2 separate regions of the Mus musculus genome follow, and region 2 is linked to region 1. Evidence: chromatin loops called from intact Hi-C (ENCODE). Cell type or tissue: left cerebral cortex. All regions are shown on one strand. Each heading gives the region's core, and the rest is flanking DNA. Links, peaks and the distances in the headings are about the cores only. Region 1 holds the start of Sp1 (trans-acting transcription factor 1). Region 2 holds the start of Pcbp2 (poly(rC) binding protein 2).

Region 1 (10,312 bases), core at 2,455-7,454:
CCAGCTAGGTAGAGGTAAGATCTCCGTATGTTCAAGGTCGGTGAGGTCTACAAAACTAGCTCTAGGACAGTCAAGACCTGTTCCTTGCAACCCTTGTTTCGTTCCCCACCCCCAAGTGCGGATGGACTAGGAATTAACGTAACTTGTCTTCTGGACTGTACCTCAAGCCTTCCTATTTGTTTTTAGAGACAAGGTCTCTTTATGTAGCCCGTGCCAGCAATGGACATTCTCTCCTCAGCAGCTACAACCTTTCAATTGCAGACTGCAATGCCTGCCAACACAACCACCTCCTGCCTTTTGTTTGTTTTTTGAGACAGGGTTCCATGTACCCATCCCCTATTGCTTCAGAGACCATCTGTGGGGTTTATATTAGGACAGTCTTATTACAGGCTCTTCTCAGAAGAGGCAATATGTATTTGTGGTTATACCACAGTTCAGCTACAGAGAAAAAAAAAACAAACAAACTTAAAATTGTGTGGAGTTTGTTTTTATTTCATTGTGCGGATTTAGGTGGCCTGGGACTTGCTTTTAGACCAGGCTGGGTTTGAATTCACTGAGATCAGGTTACTTCTGCCTCCTAGGGCAGGGATTACAGGATTAAAGGTGTTTCTACCACAACCACTCCTGGGGCTTTAATTTTTTTAAGGCCTGTATTTGGGGAAAATAGCCAGGAACTCTAGATCCTTGTACTTCTGACTCACAGGTAAATGACATCATGGAAGGCTTACACACTCCTGTGGCTCTAACCCAGGGGTCTTACTCTATAAGAGTAGGCTGGTCTTGAACCGTCTCAGCTACCTGTTTTCTTGACCTTGACTACCAACACTCCCTCATCTGGTGTTTCTTCTTAGCTAGGCAGGCCATCAGTATCACCATAGCCGCCAGCTGATTGCAGTACTGAATGCCTGGCTATCACTAGGCACCACTCATTGTTGATGCTAGCAGGAGTCACAGTGCTTGTCTGGTTAGGAAACAAAGATAGCCAACTTACAATGGGTCTTTTAAAATAATGATTACAAACACTGTCTGCATCCAGTTCTAGGGTTCTCATAAGTTTCCTAGATTTTCATACTGAAAAGCCTGGTTTGCTTCAATTCTTTTTGCTTTTTTAGGCATTTATCTCTGCCCACCCACACACACCCTCTCTTTTCTTTTCTTTTTTTTTGGGGGTGGGGGTGGGGGTATTTTTCGAGACAGGGTTTCTCTGTGTAGCCCTGGCTGTCCTGGAACTCACTCTGACCAGGCTGTCCTCAAACTCAGAAATTCGCCTGCCTCTGCCTCCCAAGGGCTGGGATTAAAGGCGTGTGCCACCACGCCCAGCTCCCCTTCTCTTTTCTTGTTGGGCTGTTTTCTCTCTTGTTGGGTTTGACCCAAGGTTTCATTAGCCTGATTTGCTTCAAGCATACCATGTTGCCCAGGTTGGCTCCAACTCTGTCTCTTGTGTCTCTCTTTTGGTTTTTGGAACGTGGTCTCCCTGTGAAGGTTTGATGGCCTAGAGTCAGCAATGTAGGTCAGGCTAGCCTTGAACTTGTAACCCACTACTTATTTTTTCTGTCTCTGACTCATAAAAGCTACCATTACAAGGATCCATCATTACCTGACTGCCAAAGCTCTTTAAACCATGGGTGTACGCACCAATGCGTGCGCTAGTGAGATCATATATTCTAACATTACAGAGTTAGAAGCAGGTGGGCACACATTCTGGCAAAGCCTGGGCTATAGAGTAAGACCTTTGTCTCAAAGGAAAGAAAACAAGTTAGAATAAGGATCACCATTTGTTTCTCTCCACCCCTTAAGTGAGTGAGTTAGGTGTGGTCTGGTGCTGACTATCCTAGGCAGCTGTCAGAATCATCAGAGCTTGCCTTACAGGGATGAGTAATGTAGTCTTTTCCTTCCAGGAAGTTCTTCCCAGTCCTGAAGCTTTCTTCTCTCCAGTCTCTTCCCTTCTTTTCTTTTTCTTTCTTTTTCTTTTTTAAATTCATGTCCAGCCAAATCGCTGTTGCCTTTTTTTTTTTTTAAGATTTATTTATTTATTTATTATATGTAAGTCCACTGTAGCTGTCTTCAGACACTCCAGAAGAGGGTGTCAGATCTTGTTACAGATGGTTGTGAGCCACCATGTGGTTGCTGGGATTTGAACTCCAGACCTTCGGAAGAGCAGTTGGGTGCTCTTACCCACTGAGCCATCTCACCAGCCCCTTCCCTTATTTTCTTAATTACTTTAAATTACATTTATTTATTTTGGGAAGAACACAAGCCACGGTGTATGTATGTATGTAGGTCAGAGAGGAGCTTTTGGAATGTACATTTAATTTGTGGAGGATACAGGGCAGTGTGCGTGTGTGAGCTTGTGTGTGTGTGTATGTGTGTAGGTGAGAGGGCAGACTTTGAGAGTTGCGAGTTCTCTTATTGAGTGGACCCTGAGACTGAGCTCTTGTATTCAGGTTTGTCTGGCAAGATTTATCCTGAAAACCATCTCTGCTGTCCAGATTTTATTTGTTATTTGTTTTTGTTGTTGTTATTGAAATACTTTATTCAGAGGCTTGGGGGAAAATTGTAAAAGTCCTGGCTGTTTGCTGTCCTGGGCAGGGCAGATCTTAGAGATCTCTCAGTTGCTAAGAGCCTTTGTTACTTGTTTTAATTATTATTATTATTTTTATTTATTACGTATTTTCCTCAATTACATTTCCAATGCTATCCCAAAAGTCCCCCATACCCTCCCTGTTTGAATTATTTTAAGTGTGTGCCTTTCAATCTAAAAGTTCAGGAGGCAGTGGGGCAGTGGTGGCTCATGTCTTTAATCCCAGCACTTGGGAGGCAGAGGCAGGCAGATTTCTGAGTTCGAGGCCAGCCTGGTCTACAGAGTGGGTTCCTATTATGACAGCCAGGGCTACGCAGAGAAACCCTGTCTAGAAACAAAGCAAAACAAAATAAAACAAAAAAACCCAAAGAACATACAGGAGGCAGACACCAGCAGATTTCTGTGAGTTTAAGGCCAGCCTCATCTACAGAGTAAGTTCCAGGACAGTCAGTGCTACACAGAAAAACCCTGTCTCAAAAAAACAAAAAAAATATTAATTCACATATGTGTATACTTGGACTCAAAGTCTTTGTAGTCCAGGGTACTTTTGAATTTGATTTCAATTAAGTCCTAATTTCAGCCACTACCCAGTACGATGTTGGTGTTGCAGTGTGTTTTTAAAACACTGGTACCTTTAAAAATAAAACACTTAGAGGCCACAAATCCCTGAATGCATAAAGGTGCTTTCTGCTGAACAACTGGAGCAAAAAAGAAAGCCTACTCCACAATCCCATTCCATACTAATAAAGAAAGCCCCTCCCTACTGAGGCGTGGGGACACTTGGAATCCCCAAGCTGGAAGGGAGTCAGGGAGATTGTTGGTTCCAGGCTAGCCTGGGCTACATAATAAGATCCTGTTTCCTGTTCTTGAAAGACCAGGTTAAAAAAAAAAAAAAAGATGGTGATAGCCCATGCCTTTAATCTCAGCCAGTACTCAGGAGGCAGAAGCAAGTAGATCTCTGTGAATTTGAGGCCAGCTTGGTCTACAGAGTGATTTCTAGATAGCCAGGGCTACACAGAGAAATACTGTTTACCCTGGCCACACCCTCACCCCCCCTCACCCCCCCCCAAAAAAAAAGAAAAAGGGAAAGAAAAAAAAAAAAAGATTTCATAGAGGACTTTATTTTGGTAGTTCAGGTTTTCCTCCATGTTTCCGAAACCTGATTGCTTCAGCCTCCCAAGTACAGAATTACAGGAATTGTCACCATATGAGGCTATATAGGACTTTTTAGGACAAAACTTATTATTTATTAGCTTTGTAATCTTGGGCATGTTACTTCTCAAATTAATTTTTCTCCACTTAATATTTCTGATGCTGAATATCTTTCTTTCTTTCTTTCTTTCTTTTTTTTTTTTTTTGGTTTTTCGAGACAGGGTTTCTCTGTGTAGCCCTGGCTGTCCTGGCGCTCACTTTGTAGACCAGGCTGGCCTCGAACTCAGAAATCCAATCTGCCTGCCTCTGCTTTCCATTGCCCGGGTGAATATTTTTCTTAACGTCTTAATTTTCGTTGTTGTTTTGAAACATTGTTGGTCTGCACAGCCCTAGCTGTCCTGAAACTCAGTATGTAGATCAGGTTGGCATCAAACTTAGAAGAGATCCTCCTGCCTCTGCCTCCAGAGTTGGGTCCTAAAAGTGTGTACTACCATGCCTTACATTGAGTTTGTCATAATCAGTGCTAAATGCCTATTTAACTGGGACAACCAGGTATCTCAGCTGTCACTTCACATTTCCAAGGCCATCTCCAAAGGAGCAGAGAGCCTCGGTTCCTATCTTTAAAGTGTTTCCCTTTTTTTACAGGAGCATCCAGCCCGTAAAGTAGGACACATTAAGTGATTAACTGTATTAGTTCCAAGTACTAAACGTGGTGACACCAGTCAGTGACAAAGTTTAAATGAGGAGAAAGAAGGCGAAATGGAGGCCAGAGATTGAGGTGCCTAAGGCAAAATCTTTAACCTTTGTGATTGCAAAAGGAAGTAACTAGGTTAGCGTGCTTTCTACTAAGAGGGAAAATGGAAGTAGTTTATGAGAGCTTGGCTTCACGAAGTTCCCCAGCGTGCGTTACTCTGAAAGCTGAGTTGGTTTAGCAGGTCTGGGGCAGCTTAAGAAAATGGCGCTTGCTACATCTTCCCGAAAGACTTCCATATTGGTCAGCTCAGTCGACTTGGGTTTTCGCGTGCCGTCACCAAGCTGTCGTCCCGCCCGCCGCCGCAGGGCTTCCACCCACGGCCAGGGGGAGCCGCCCGCCCATCCCGGCAGGGGTGACATTCGAGGGGTGCTGTGTAGGAGCGGGGAAGGGACAACCCGAACAGTCTCGGGCGACGCGACACTCTCGCCCTCACGCGTCTCGACTCTGACACTTGTGGAGGGCTCCACTCAAGCGCACACCCTAACGAGGGAAGGAAGCCTCCCGAGGAGGGCCAACATGGCGACCAACTCCTTTTGGCACAGCCCGGTTCCCTCCTCAGGATGGGCGGCCCTGTAACGACCATTGGCCAAAGCTAGAGGCGGTGCCATGCTGCCTTCGCTGCCTCATTGGCTTGAGTATCGGAGGAGGAAGCCTGTTCTCCTCTCCCCATTCCAAGTTCCAGCCTCCACCTTCTCCTCGGCGCGTAATTGGCTGTTCGTTCACGTCAATACGCGTCCTGTTCCGGCTCTTTTCAGTTATCGTCCAATCAGAACTTTCTTAACTGCCCGCCTGAATTCTGATTGGTTTAGGAAGCTTGCTCCTATCCCATTCCGGCCTATTTCTTACTCTTCCCCCTACACGGACTTTGCCCAGGCATGCCCAGGATTCTGGTTGGTCGTTGTCCTGTCTTTCTTACTTAAGCTCTTCCTATCCCTACCGCTCACGGAGCCCGCCTGGAGGTTGACTGGTTTCTCTGCAAGTCCATCGTCATCTCATCCCGCCCACCACCACTTCCTGAGTTTCTAATTGGTTGCTAAAACTGAGAGGGCGGCCTTTCTGGGCGGAAACCAAGTACGCAACTTGCTCTTACACGCCTCAGCGAGAGAGCGAGTCCTACCATTGGGTAGGCAGCCCGCCTTTCCTCTGCAAGGCCCTCCTTTCACCCTCCCTCATTGGGCGGGGCAGTAGATAAGGGGCGGGGATTAGGCCGGGCTTGTGGTGCGCTGCTCCCTCCTCCTTACCCCCCCCTCCCTGTCCGGTCCGGGTTCGCTTGCCTCGTCAGCGTCCGCGTTTTTCCCGGCCCCCCCCAACCCCCCCGTACAGGACCCCCTTGAGCTCGCCCCTCAGCTGCCACCATGAGCGGTAAGGATGAGTCCACTCCGAGCCTAGGGGTGGGAGGGGAGTGAGGGGGCGCGCGCGAGGACCGACCGGGCGGTCCCCGCTGTGAGGGGGGGCGGGCGGGAGGCGGCGGCGGCGGCCTTGGTCCCGCCCGGGGCGGAGGGAAGGGAGGGAGAAGGGGCAGTGGCGGGGCCTCGGAGGAGGAGGGGGATGGGCTACCCGCCCCGGGGGAGGGGGCAGCGTGGCCTCGCCCGCCCCCTGCCCGCCCCGGCCACGAGGGACGGGCCTTACCCCCCACTACCCGGCCGGCCGCCTGAGGCTCCTCCCGTCGGGGGCTGGCGCCGCGGGGGCGGCCCGACCAGTGCAGGCCCCGCCTGGGCCAACCGCCTCCCCGGTCCGCCCGCCCTCCGGTCGCAGCCTGCCCCGGGCCCTCCCCCGCACCCCCGTAAATTTCCCTTCCCCCATCCGACCCGCCCTTGCCACGCCTCTATCCCCGAAACCGCCCCTTCCTTCTTTGGACCGCCTCCTCAGCCCCAAACCTGGGTTCTAATCCCTAGACCCTTACCTGTCCTCTCAGATGTTTCCTCACCTTCTCTTAGGATTTACTCTTTCTCAGTCCCTTCCTGTTATTGTTTACACTAGATCTTTCTTCATCTCTTATAGTCCTAATTTTAGCACACTTTCCATCCACCCACATGTTGGGTCTCCTTTTCCTTCCAGGATGCATTTTTTTTTTTTTTCTTTTTTGAGATAGGTTCTATGTGGTATTCGTAGTAACTCGAAGTTACTATTGCAGCCCTCAGACTTTTAGCTGTCTAGGTGCCTCTTCCTCTTGAGTGCTGGGATTAAGAGTGCTATCAACCCTAAGGAGCAACTCTTTATTTCTGAGACACTGAAATTCCAAATTCCCTTTCTCAAAAGGGCTATTTGTATTGGGATCAGTTCTTACTCTGTAGGCCTGGAAGACCTAGAACTGGTGAACCACCTGGCTCATCCTTCCAAGTCTTGGGATTATAGGTGTGAGTCACCATGCCTAGCTTCCAAAGCAATTTTTGAGTCATTTCTGGGGTTAATTTGTGCATAGGAAAATAGTGGCCTGTCTTGGGCACCATTAAGCTATGTGTCTATGGCTTTGGCATCCCAATTTACTATGTAGCTGAGGATTTCTTTGAACTTTTGCCTCCACTTCCAAATTCTGGGATTTTAGGCTTACCACCATATTTAGACCTATCTGGCTAAGATCTTTTTAAAAACTGTTCTGTCAGTCATTGCTGACGGTCAAATCCTTAATTTTAAATCTTATGTTGTTTTTAACACACCCCCCCCTACACACACACATACACTTAATTTATTTCTTTTGTAATTATTTTTAGACCAAGATCACTCCATGGATGAAGTGACAGCTGTGGTGAAGATTGAAAAAGATGTTGGTGGCAATAATGGGGGTAGCGGCAATGGTGGCGGTGCCGCCTTTTCTCAGACTCGAAGCAGCAGCACAGGCAGTAGCAGCAGCAGTGGTGGCGGAGGAGGGCAGGTGAGTGATCAAGGATGGGGAATGTGTTGAAAGGGTATAAATATTCTTAGAAACTTCCTTAACCAAAAATTCTGGGAAGAAAAATACAGTAGGGAAGTACACTCAGAAAGATAGGTGATCTAGAGGGTCCCCAGATACGAAAGTTGGAACAGTATACAGAAAGTGAGCATTTTGTTTCTGGTTTTTGCTCTATATTCCTGCATTGTTGCTGTTTTGTCTGTTGAATACTGCCCCCTAGGCCAGCTATTGGGTGCCACTAACTCCTTTCCTCTCTTCTGGCCAGGAATCCCAGCCATCTCCTTTGGCTCTGCTGGCAGCAACCTGCAGCAGAATTGAGTCACCCAATGAGAACAGCAACAACTCCCAGGGTCCGAGTCAGTCAGGGGGCACAGGTGAACTTGACCTCACAGCCGCACAACTTTCACAGGGTGCCAATGGCTGGCAGATCATCTCTTCCTCCTCTGGGGCTACCCCTACCTCAAAGGAACAGAGTGGCAACAGTACCAATGGCAGCGAGTCTTCCAAGAACCGCACAGTCTCTGGTGGGCAGTATGTTGTGGCTGCTACCCCCAACTTACAGAACCAGCAAGTTCTGACAGGTCTCCCTGGAGTAATGCCTAATATTCAGTATCAAGTAATCCCACAGTTCCAGACTGTTGATGGGCAGCAGCTGCAGTTTGCTGCCACTGGGGCCCAAGTGCAGCAGGATGGTTCTGGTCAAATACAGATCATACCAGGTGCAAACCAACAGATCATCCCAAATAGAGGAAGTGGGGGCAACATTATTGCTGCTATGCCAAATCTACTCCAGCAGGCTGTCCCCCTTCAAGGCCTTGCTAATAATGTGCTCTCAGGACAGACTCAGTATGTGACCAATGTACCAGTGGCCCTGAATGGGAACATCACCTTGCTACCTGTCAACAGCGTTTCTGCAGCTACCCTGACTCCCAGCTCTCAGGCAGGCACTATCAGCAGCTCTGGATCCCAGGAGAGCAGCTCACAGCCTGTCACCTCAGGGACTGCCATCAGTTCTGCCAGCTTGGTGTCATCACAAGCTAGTTCCAGCTCCTTTTTTACCAATGCCAATAGTTATTCAACAACTACTACCACCAGCAACATGGGAATTATGAACTTTACCAGCAGTGGCTCATCAGGGACTAGTTCTCAAGGCCAGACGCCCCAGAGGGTTGGTGGGCTACAAGGGTCTGATTCTCTGAACATCCAGCAGAACCAGACATCAGGAGGCTCGCTGCAAGGAAGTCAGCAGAAAGAGGGAGAGCAAAGTCAGCAGACACAGCAACAACAAATCCTTATTCAGCCTCAGCTAGTTCAAGGAGGACAAGCTCTTCAGGCCCTTCAAGCAGCACCATTGTCCGGACAGACCTTCACAACTCAAGCTATTTCCCAGGAAACCCTTCAGAACCTCCAGCTTCAGGCTGTTCAAAACTCTGGTCCCATCATCATTCGGACACCAACCGTGGGGCCCAATGGACAGGTCAGTTGGCAGACCCTTCAGCTGCAGAATCTTCAAGTTCAGAACCCACAAGCCCAGACAATCACCTTGGCCCCTATGCAGGGTGTTTCCTTGGGGCAGACTAGCAGCAGTAATACCACCCTAACACCCATTGCCTCAGCTGCCTCCATTCCTGCTGGCACAGTCACTGTGAATGCTGCTCAACTCTCCTCCATGCCAGGCCTCCAGACCATTAACCTCAGTGCATTGGGTACTTCAGGGATCCAGGTGCACCAGCTTCCAGGCCTGCCTTTGGCTATAGCAAACACCCCAGGTAAGACATCCTTCCTTTGCATTTATCACAAACTAATACTTCCCTGGTACTATTGAATCTAAAGGGGGAAATAGAACTTTCTGAGATGTTTACTCAAGGCTAAACACCCAAGCAAGTGTAAGATGTTTTTTAGTTAAGACATTTGGAACTTAATCAATAGAAATATGTTCTGATGAGAAAGGAGCACTTCTGAGTGATCCTGTGGTCTCTACTTCCTAGTGTCTTGGTACCACAAACTAAGGCTTGGCGTGCTTTCTGCATAGGGTCCAGTATTAAATATTTTATGCCTTAGTGATCCATGTGGATTCTCAGTCATATATTTCGTGTTCTTTTTGGTTTTCCCTTCATCCAGCAATGATAGGGATTGAACATGGCCTTCTGAATCTTCTGTACACTCGTTGTTAGATCTCTGACCCCTTGGTTTGCAATTGGTTTTCAGAAACACCCTTTTAAGAAAGTAAAAATGGATCCTGATGATGTGATGGTTCATGCCTTTAATCCTAGCACTCATGAGGCAGAGACAGGTGGGTCTGTGTGACCTCGTGGCCAGCCTGATCTAAGTAGTAGTTCCTGGACAGTCAGGACTAAGTAGGGATACCTTGTCTCAAAATAAAGATTGTAAAACAGAGACTGGAGAGATGGATGGTTTAGCAGTTAAAGTGGCTGCTCTCCTAAAGGACCTAGATTGAATTCCCAGCACCCATGTGGTATCTGACAACTGTGACTCCAGTCCAAGGAGATCCAACTCCTCCTTCTTCTAGCCTACTTGTCATTGTATGAATGTGGCACACAGTCATATATTTAGGTAATACACATAAAATAAAAATAAAATCTAAGATAACTAGAATGTGAAACCAAGACTAGGATTGATGCTAAGCAGTAAAATGCTTATTTAGCACGAGTCTAGACTGTGGATCCATGTTCAGCACCATATGAGAAATTATTTTTTGAGACAGGGTTTTTCTGAGTAGCTCTCTTGTTCTGGAACTAACTCTATAGACCTGCCTGCCTCTGCCTCCCCAATGCTGGGATTTTAGGCTTGCACCAATGTGCTGTGCTTTTCTTTGTCCTTTAAGGATCAGGAGGTTTATTTTGGTTGGCAGTTTTATCTGATTAAAAGTATTAAATATACTCCCATCTTGGTGGAGAAGGCATTACAACTGAGG
Region 2 (10,312 bases), core at 5,246-10,245, 64 kb after region 1:
TAACCAGAGGTCATCTGGGTCTGATGATGTGTCCTTTCCCCTTGCAGCACTCCTCCTCTTCCTCCTCCTCTTCCAGCAGTGACTCTGACTGAACGCAGGGCCTGGAGCCTCCTCCCCTCCAGCCTCACCAGCTCCACTCTCCCACCAAGCTTCAGCTGTCATCCTCGTACGGAGTGAGGGGCATTAGCCCTCTGCTCCCTGCCCCACTCCTACCTGTGCCTTCCCCTGCTGTTCTGTCCCGGCTGTCAAGGGCTAGCTAGCAAAAGCAAAGCGGCCTTCTTGATCTGATCGTAGCTGATGAGGTCAGTGGGGGGAACTGTCTTTTGAAGATGGCAAGACCTCTGAGCTAAATGGGGAGCACCATTTTAAGATCTGCACCATGTGATTTTTTTTTTTCTTCCACTTTCTTTTGTAACACTTGTGACTTGGGTTTGTGACAGTTTGTGATGAAAAACCTCTACTTTTGTAATGGCGGCACATGAGAGTGATTTAATGGCAACTGTGTTCCCGGCAGGGCTTTTGGATCTCAGTAACTGTCGAGCTGCTGGAAAGTGCAGTCTCTTTACTTGGTGAGCTCTTTTGGGACCCGACTTATTCCTTAGTTCAGTATGTTATCTTTGATGGCTCTAAGTCCAAATAAAAGTTCTTCTTCCAGGTTCTACTCACCTGTGCCATTACCTTGACTGGGCTAGTTTTGTTACTCTTGGTCATACTCTTTAAAGTACGTCACTTTTTTATTTTTATTTTTTTAATTCCTCTGAGAGTCTCACATCACCCAGGCTTCATATATGTGTGTGAATATATGCATATATATGTATGTGTGTATATGCATATATATGTATATATGTGTGTGCATATATATGTGTATATGTATATATATGTACACACATATATGTGTGTATACATATACATAAGCATATATACATATGCATATATACATATACACATACACATACACACACACACACACACACACACACACACACACATATATATATATATATATATATATATATATATATATATGGTGACTTTGATATACAGATCCTTATGTCTCCACATTTGGAGTGCTGGGATCACAAGCTTCAGCCACCACACGTTGTTTATGGGCTTGAACCAAGACCTGTGCCTCCTAGTCACGGACTTTATCTGGAGCTACGTCCCCAGCCTAAAGTGTGGTGTTTAGTGCGGAGCCAGCGCATCAGTGAAGAGGATACTGTGCTAGTCTAAGAGGGGAAGAGCCTTCAGAATGAACTCAGGTTTTACAGACTGAATCCACATTGCTCTCCCAGATACGGACCCATTTGCATATGTTTTCATTTGCTACAGAGGTTTTCTTCCAGACAGGGTCTGAGTATGTAGCCTTGGCTAGCCTGTACTCAATAGGTAGAGGAGGCTAGCTTCCAACTCACAGATCTCAGAATTCCAAGGCTGGGATTAAAGGAGTGGCCGACTATGCCCAGCTGGCTTCAGAGGTTTTCAATCCTTGGCGGCTCATCAACTTTAAGGGGGGGCAATTTAGGGTTCTGCCCTTGATCTAATAAATAAGATAGATAGATAAATGGATAGATAGATAGATAGATAGATAGGTACATACATACATACCACACACACACAGACACAGACACACACACAGACACACACACACACACAGACACACACAAACACACACACACACACAGAGGTCTGTACAGGTCTAGTATGTATGTGCTTTATGTCATGCAGTTCCTGTAAAAGCCAGAAGAGGGCAGAGGATACTGTGGTACTGGAGTTACTGATCATTATGGGTCTCTGGAAATTGAACCCAGGCCCTTTAGAAGAGCAACCCCTGCTCTTAACCACAGAAACATCTCTCCATCACCACCCTCCTTTTTTTTTTTAGAGTCTTGGTATCTAACTCAAGTTGACCTTGAATTTAAGGTCTTCTTCCCTCAGCATCCCAGGTACTGCCATGATAAACCCAAGCCACAGTGCCCAGAACTGAGGAGGCTCAGTGGCAGAAGGTTTGCCTTGCCTGTATGTTGTCCTGGATTTAATTTTTGACGATAAGAAAGAAACAGAACAACAACAAGCCAGTTTGATGGTCCTATGTAGTCCATAACTCAAGCTCACTACGTAGCCAAGATGAACAACTTCCTGATCTTTCTGTGTTTCCTCGGGGCTGGAATTATGGGTGTGTACTGGTTTGCCTTATTTTATGTAGTGCTGGGGCCTGAACCTGGGGCCTTGTGCCTGGTATGTAGGTAAACATGCTCACAACCCCAGCTCTTGAAGTTTTAGAAAGTATTTTATTAGAGTATTAGGGTTTTCTAAAGGACATAAATATTTATGTATCTATATGTTAGAAGAAATAAATATGTATTATATATAAATATACAGTATACTAGTATATATGGGACTAGAGAGATGGCTCAGTGCTTAATAGCACTTAACTGCTCTTCCAGAGCCCCTGAATTCAATTCCCAGCACAACTGCACAGTGGCTCGAATCCATCTGTAATGGGATTTGCTACTCTCTTTTGTTAATATCTGAAGATAGCTACAGAGTACTAATATACATTATATAAATACATATATTTGCATATATAAAAATCTATATACATAAAGATGTGTGTATGTATATATGTGTATACATACACATACACATACACACACACACACACACACACACACAAATTTGGAGGCCAGAGTAAGACTTTGGGTGTCTTCCTCTATTGCTCTCTACCTTATTCCCTTGAAACAATCTCTAACTGAACCTGTAACTGAACCTGGCTAGGTGGGCTAGCTAACAAGTTTTCAGGATCCAAGTATTATTGGTTCAGGGAATAAAGCTATGTCTTTGAGCATGTTAGGCAAGCACACGTGCTGAGGTACATTCTCAGACCTGTTTTTTGTTTGTTTCTTTTTTTGAGACAGGTCTTCATTATATAACTCTGGCTGTCCTAGAACTCACTATGTGGATCAGGCTGGCCCCAGGTTTACAGAGTTTCACCTGCTCTGCTTCCCCAATACTGGGATTAAAAGTGTGAGCTATCACCGCCTGCCTTTATTTTTGTTTTGTTTTTGAGAGAGGGCCTCCTTAGATGTCTTGGAACTTGCTGTATTAGCTAGTCTACAGGACTTTTGGTTCTCTAAGCCACTTTGCTTAGCCTATTCCCTATATTCTTAATGTGGAAGTGACTACTTTAGTGAACAGCAGTTGAAACATTGGGAGCCACTGGCTATATCTGAGCACTGTGGGGGAACCACTGTCTTTTTAAGATGCCAGTCATTTCCTAATGATTTACATTTCAAGCTGAAACTTTGGCATGCACTGACATATCTAAAGATATAAGTTCTGGCTAAGTGTAATGGTTGAGCCCTGTATAAATGAGCCCTGGGTCTTCTGTACTCTCTCTTAGCTCCTCCCAATTCCATTACTGGCCTGGTTCCTGAAACCATTGGGTTTGCCACCCCTCCTCTGTACACCAGTCCATACTCCCAAAGGTGATAGTTCTCAGATTTTTTAAAAAAAGATTATAATTTTATTTATTTTATGCATATGAGTACACTTGTCATGGTTTTCAGACACATCAGAAGGAGGCATCTGATCCCATTACAGATGGTTGTGAGCCACCATGTGGTTGCTAAGGATTGAACTCAGGACCTCTGGAAGAACAGACATTGCTCTTAACCACTGAGCCATCTCTCCAGCTCTAATCCTAGCACTCTGAAGGCAGAGGTAGGTGGATCTCAGAACGGATTCTAAGCCAACCAGGGCTACCCTATCCTGTCTGAAACAAACAAACAAACAAACAAACAAACAAAAAAACCAATAGCAGCTGGGCACTGGTGGCACATGCCTTTAATCCCAGCATTTAGGGGGCAGAGTCAGGCGGATTTCTGACTTTGAGGTCAGCCTGGTCTACAGAGTGAGTTTCAGGACAGCCAGGACTACACAGAGAAACCCTGTCTTGAAAAACAAAAAACAAACAAACAACAACAATAAAAACCCAATAGCAAAGTCTCTGGTCTTGTAGACACATGGCATGTGTCGCACATACATCTATAAGTAAACACTCATATACATGTAAGAAAATCAAATCTTTAAAAAACATGCAAATTTGGCAGTTTAGCTCTAGCGACTATGAATAATGAAATGAATCTGTAGCTTGCTGGCTTTTTTTTGAATACTTTCTGTAGATAAATATGTTGTTTTGTGATCCTAGGCAAGTTCACCCATTTCTGCTTTGGAAAATTTCTTGATCCATAGTCAGATATTGCTATTAGATTCTTCTCTCTCTCCCCTTATCTTCCTCATTTTAAAGATATATTTTGTGCTGGACAGTGGTGGTGCATGTCTTTAGTCCCAACACAAGGGATTTTGAGGCCAGCCCGAGTCTACAGAGTGATTCCAGGGTTAGAGTTGGAGACAACCAGTCTCAGGAAAAAAATAAAATTTATATGTCTACGTGAGTTTATGTGTAATACTTGTATGCAAGCACATAAGACCACGAAGACCAGATGCACTTTGATGTCTTAGGACTGAGTTACAGGTGACTTGTCAGCTGCCTGATGTGAGTGCTGGGAACAGAAACTGGGTCCTCTGCAATATTAATAAGTGCTCTTTAAAAAAAAAACAAAAAAAACAAACTTGGGCTAGAGAGATGGCTCAGGGATTAAGAGCACTGACTGCTCTTCCAGAGGCAGAAGTCCTGAGTTCAATTTCCAGCAACCACATGGTGGCTTACAACCATCTTTAGGGAATCCAGTGCCCTCTTCTGGTGTGTTTGAAGACAGCTACAGTGTAACTCACATACATAAAATAAATAATTAAAACAAACAAACAAACTAACTAACAAACTTACTTATTTGATAGAGCACTACTACATAAAATGTTTTGCCTGGATGTATTTCTGTGCACTGTATGCATGCTTGGTGTTCACAGAGTCCAAAAGAGGGAGTCTGATCCTCTAGGACTGTAGAAAAACAGGTGATTGTGAGCAAGTGTGTGGGTGCTGGGAATGTAAACTAGGTCCTCTGGAAGAGCAGCCAGTGCTTTTAACCACTGAACGGTTTCTTCAGCCCATCTGTCTCCTTACATTGTATTACATTGTATTTTATTTGTATATGTGCGGGCACACGCCAGGGTCCAAGTGTGGCAATCAGGATAATAAGTGGTAGTTAGTCTCAAGGGAACTCAGCTGAACTCTTGTTGAACTCAGGTCTTCAGGCTTGACAATTGAACCTATTGCCAACCCTCTCTCCCTGCTTTGTGTCTGGGATTTCACCCAGGACCTTGTGTGCTCAAGGTTCTTTTTTTTTTTTTTTAAGATTTATTTATTATTAATATATGTAAGTACACTGTAGCTGTCTTCAGACACTCCAGAAGAGGGAGTCAGATCTTGTTGCAGATGGTTGTGAGCCACCATGTGGTTGCTGGGATTTGAACTCTGGACCTTCGGAAGAGCATTCGGGTGCTCTTACCCACTGAGCCATCTCACCAGCCCTGTGCTCAAGGTTCTTAACCCACCCACAGGACTTCACTGTCTCAGTGTTGACTGTAACTCTTGGTCAGCCTTAATAAAACTCCTTGATTTTTATTTTTTGCCTGATGCCATATGTGTGACCTCATGGAAAGTGGATAGCATTCTAGCTGTTGGGAGCCCCACTGTTTTTACTGGCCCACCTGCAAAATCTTTAGGTTAAACTTTCAGCTTAGATCTGACAGTAAACTTGTTTTTGTTTTTAAAGTTTTATTTATTTTATGTTTATGAGTACACTGTAGCTGTACAGATGCTTGTGAGCTTTCATTTGGTTGTTGGGAATTGTATTTAGGACCTCTGCTTGTTCTAGTCAACCCCACTCGCTCTGGTTATCTAACTCGCTCAGTCCCTGCTCAATCCTGCTCAAAGATTTATTTAAATAAGTACACTGAAGCTGTCTTCAGACACACCAGAAGAGGGCATCAGGTCTCATTAAGGGCAGTTGTGAGTCACCATGTCATTGCTGGGATTTGAACTCAGGACCTTTGGAAGGGCAGTCAGCACTCTTACCTGCTGAGCCATCTTGCCAGTCCAGTAAACTTGTTCCTTAATTGGCTTTTTTTTCCTGGGGTTTTCCCTACTTCCTTTCCACCCTTTACCCTTTACCTTTGGCCAAATGATAAGGTTTTGTTTGTTGGTTTTTCTTTCTTTCTTCCTCTCTTTATCTCTCTTTCTTTCTTTCTTTCTTTTTTTTTTTGAGACAGGTTCTCTATAGAGCCCTGTCCAAGACAAAGCTGGTCTTGAACTCAAGAAATCCACTTGCCTCTGCCTCCTTAGTGCTGGGATTAAAAGTGTGTACAGTGACACCTGGCACCAAATGGTGTCAAATGAGGATTTTATTTTGCATTCCCAATATTAGCTCCTCATTTGGGTGGTGGAAAGAAAGACATTTGGAGTCACTTGGCTCCATTTGACTGATAGTAAAACCACAACAAGTACTGCATACACAATAGGCAAAAACACCTGTGTACAGAAAAGAGAGGAAAATGAATTTCTTTTTTCTAGGCGGTGGTGGCACACACCTTTGATCTCAGCATTTGGGAGGCAGAGGCAATTGGATCTTTGAGTGAGTACAGCCAGGGCTCCCCATAGAAACCCTGTCTTAAGAAACAACAACAACAACAACAACAAAATTTATGCATATGTGTATCTGTAGGATAGTTATGTGCACCCGAGGGTGTAAGCACCCTAGCAAGCCAGAAGAGGGCATCAGATCTTTGGAGTTGAATCTTCAGGGAATTGTGAACCCATCTACAGGGAACTGAACTTGGCTCCTTTGTAAGAACAAGTTGTTTTTGTTTGATTTTTGAGAGTGAATCTCACTATGTAGCTCTCAGTGTCCTGAAACTTGCCATGTAGATCAGGCTGACTTCAAAAGATCTGCCTGCCTTTTACCTGCATGTGCCTCGGACTCCTTACAGATGTACCTATTTATTTTGTATGGGTTTTACCTGCCATGTATATATGTGCACCACTTGTGTGCAAGTGCCTGTGGAATCCAGAAGAGGGTGTTGTATCCCATGGAACTGTGAGATCCTATGTCGGTACTGGTGATTGAACACTGAATCTCTGGGAGAACAGTTGGAGAACTATTGAGACATCGTCCCAGTCCTAACAGCCAGTGCGATGGAAAGGGCGTTTGCCATCACGCCTGATGTCCTGAGTCCGATCTTCAGGACCCGCTTGGTTGAAGGAGAAAACTGACTCCTCCTGAAAATCCTCCTTTGACTTCTTCCTGCCTGCTGTGGTGTAAGTACACACACACACACACTCAGTTTGTATACACACATACAAACCGTTTAAAAAAAGGTTTATTGCCTTTTTAAAGACACCAGGATAGTTGTCTTGTGTTGTGTACAAAATTCTGTGTTTTCAAGATGTCTTTTTTTTTTTTTTTTTTTTTTTTTTTTAAGGAGCAACAGGCAACAATAAAGCAGCGTTGCTCTACAGTCCAAGGTGGCCTGAGGTTCACCTTTGTCATCCTTAAGTTCCCCAATGGTATCAGCTTGTATCACACACTGTGCTTGGCCACAGAGTACCTTCTTGTACTGATGTTTAACTTGTTCTTTCGTTCCTATAAATGGATAATTAGACTTAATAAAAAGATTAACCAATTTGGGCAGGAATTCTAGATTATACAGTACTTCTTATATAATAGTGAGATATTCACATGATCAATGTTGTCCTAATACAGTGAAGTTTTAAAGTTACTTTTCTTTCTTTCTTTTTTTTTTTCTTTTCTTTCTTTCTTTTGATTTCTAAAAAGCCCTGTCTGTCCTGGAACTCACTCTGTAGACCAGGGTGGACTCGAACTCAGAGATCTTCCTGACTCTGCCTTTCCAGTGTTGGAATCAAGTTGGGTACCACCACCGTCTGATTTAAGAACATTCTTTTACGTTTTAATTCTTTATTATAATTATTATTGCCTGATTCAGTATCTGGGCTGCAAAATAATGATGTTTTCATTTCTTCTGCACTCACTAAAGTGGATTATTTTTAGAGTAAGCAGTTTGCCTGACACTTTCAGTCTGGCCATTCGTTTTTTATTTTAGACAACTGTTATTTTCCTTTCCCTCCCTCCTATCTTGATCCCAAAGCATTGGCCACCTCTTCGTATTTAGGCCTGAGCTTTCCAGTTCTTCCGCTAGAGGCCACTGGTATCCTCCGCGCCTCTGCGCTGCCGCTCTATCTCAGACCTCGCCGCTGGTTACTGGCCGTCTCGCTGGTGCCGACGCTGTCCAAGGAGCCGCTCTAGGCTCCGGGAAGGCGGTCCGCATTGCGTGGGGAAAGTGTGGACGACGCAGTCGACTCGCCGGCCCCCGGGGCGGTTAGCGCTTCCGGGGTCGAAGGGTGCGCGGGGTTGAAAGCGGCCCGCTCCGCCCCGTCCCCCTCCCAGACCAGCAGAGGCAGCAGCCGGAGCAGCCGCAGCCTGCGCCCTCTCCCGCCCGCCCGCCCTCCGCCCGCCCGCCCGCCCTCCGCCGCCCTCCACCCGCCCCGGGGTCTCTCTCCCCCTTCCTCCTCCTCACCCCCCCCTCCTCCGCCCGCTAGCGGGGCCCCCCTCGCCTTCCCGCCCGCCCCTATTGTTCCGCCCCCGGCCTCCCGCCCTTCCCCTTCCCGCCCGCTCCCCTTTTCCCCTCAGTCGACTCGCGCCTCCAGGTAAGCTTAAAATCTTCTGCTCCGCCGCCGGCAATAGCTTCTTCTTCCACTCGTGACATCCTTCTTGGCGGACTCCGGCCCTATTCTGGAGCCTCGGCCTCTCGTAGACCCGCATGAGCGTCTACTACTTCACTCTGCCTGCCCGGGCATTCACGCGAGGCCCTGGCTCCGGCGCGGCCTAGTAGGCCTCGCGCAGAGCCTGCCCCCTCCCCCCTCCCTCCCGGTGGCGGCTGCGCAGGAGTCAGGGAGGGCGCGCGCGCGGCAGGGGGGGCGGCGGTGGATTTGTTGGTTGAGGGGGGTTGGGGAGGCGATGGCCGGCTTGCTGGCGGGGCGGGTGAGCGCGGCTCCCCGCGGGGGTCAGGCGCTGGCGCAGACACACGAGGAGGCGCTGCTTGTCCGGCCCCTCCCCCTGGGTCGCAGCGCCCCCCCCTGACCGAACCGTTTATTCACCCCCTTTCCCAGTCAAGGGAAAGGGGGGGGGCTTTTTTTTTTTAAGTGGAAAATGCTTGGATGACCCGGGCGGGGGAGGGGAGTGGGGAGCTGCAGAGTTAAAGGGTAGGCGGACTCCCTGTTACCGAGTTACTCTGACGTTCTCTCGGGTAACGAATTTTGAAATTACAAAATGCCTGCCGCTATAAACCAGACCGAGCTATTTATAGAGGGGTAATTGACTGCAGGATTAACAGCTGGATTCCCAGGATGGGGTACACTTAGATTGACCTACTCAGGAGAGGAATTGACAGGTTTCTCAGATTACTTACATGACTTGGAGTTAAAAAAAATACATCTTCGTGCTTTACTTAAGAAATGAATTTGTAGCTAGGTTTTCAGTTTCTTTGCCTTTTGAACTTGTATAACTGTATTTCTAAGGTGATTAATATAACAGTGGGGAAGTGGAACTAACAGTTTTATACTGTATGAGGGGGTGTTAATCTTGCAGACTCAGTGAACAAGCATTGTTTTTCCATAAATGAGATGTTGATTTGTGAGGTTTTTTTTTTTTTGACAGCAATTAACTGTTTTCTGGAAATAGGGAACTGATGTGCTTTAGGGATGCATTTATGTAATCACTTACATCCTGAAGTAACCAGAAGATAGTTTGCATTATATAGAGTGGTGTGACAGTCACTTTAAAGTGCTTTAAACATACTTAAAGTATGGACTTGGGATTCAGAGTTTGGAGGCCAGCCTGGTGTTAATAGTTACATTCAGTACTGGGCAACATAGTGAGGCCCTGTCTCAAAAAAACAAAACAAAAAACCCAACAGTATGTGTATTGTGTGTGTTTATGGCAAAGTGAAAACTGACTGGTTTTATGAAGGGACAAAATTAGTTGTAGGAGGAGAGAAATCATTGATACTGATTTGAAGGGATGAATACTTGCCATGCTATTGGAGAAATTTCAGGGCTTGAGACTCTTGGAACTGTCAGTGTTTGGTGTTAAAGTATTAAAAACAAAAATATCAAAAACCAAATTCTTTGTCTACATAAGTAGTTATTTCAAAGTTGTTTCAGAGGATGAGTAAAAAGGGGCCATCTTGGCAATCTTTCATCAATCAAAGCAAATATGAAGTAAAATTTTAGTACTTTTTCTATTGTATTTGGAAGAAAATTTGGGACTAAAAAGACTTA

What was found. Hi-C counts contacts between places; a loop is a spot of excess contacts. Peaks named below come from ENCODE experiments on the same cell type or tissue, not always from the same donor. Only the 100,000 strongest peaks of a DNase experiment are listed, where the experiment ranks them.
Region 2: it touches region 1 in a loop (7-fold over the local background); 1 of 42 quality-filtered maps calls a loop at or near these places.

What each region holds. Positions count from the first base shown.
Region 1 is chr15:102,400,574-102,410,885 of GRCm38, forward strand. It overlaps Sp1 (trans-acting transcription factor 1), which reads left to right and starts at 5,743. Exons shown (of 6, transcript NM_013672.2): 1 at 5,743-5,849; 2 at 7,199-7,359; 3 at 7,643-9,146. The coding sequence starts at 5,843. In left cerebral cortex, for the core only: CTCF peaks have their summits at 4,811 and 5,011; DNase peaks (open chromatin) are centred at 5,359, 6,147 and 6,801; H3K4me3 peaks cover 2,154 bases; H3K27ac peaks cover 2,364 bases.
Region 2 is chr15:102,462,124-102,472,435 of GRCm38, forward strand. It overlaps Pcbp2 (poly(rC) binding protein 2), which reads left to right and starts at 8,509. Exons shown (of 15, transcript NM_001103165.1): 1 at 8,509-8,680. Gm36331 (a long non-coding RNA gene) reads right to left here and starts at 8,373. Exons shown (of 2, transcript XR_384469.3): 1 at 8,132-8,373; 2 at 7,318-7,598. It overlaps Prr13 (proline rich 13), which reads left to right. Exons shown (of 4, transcript NM_001170911.1): 4 at 48-683. The coding sequence ends at 92. In left cerebral cortex, for the core only: CTCF peaks have their summits at 5,927 (motif pointing right), 8,169 and 9,102; DNase peaks (open chromatin) are centred at 8,286 and 8,898; H3K4me3 peaks cover 1,858 bases; H3K27ac peaks cover 1,352 bases.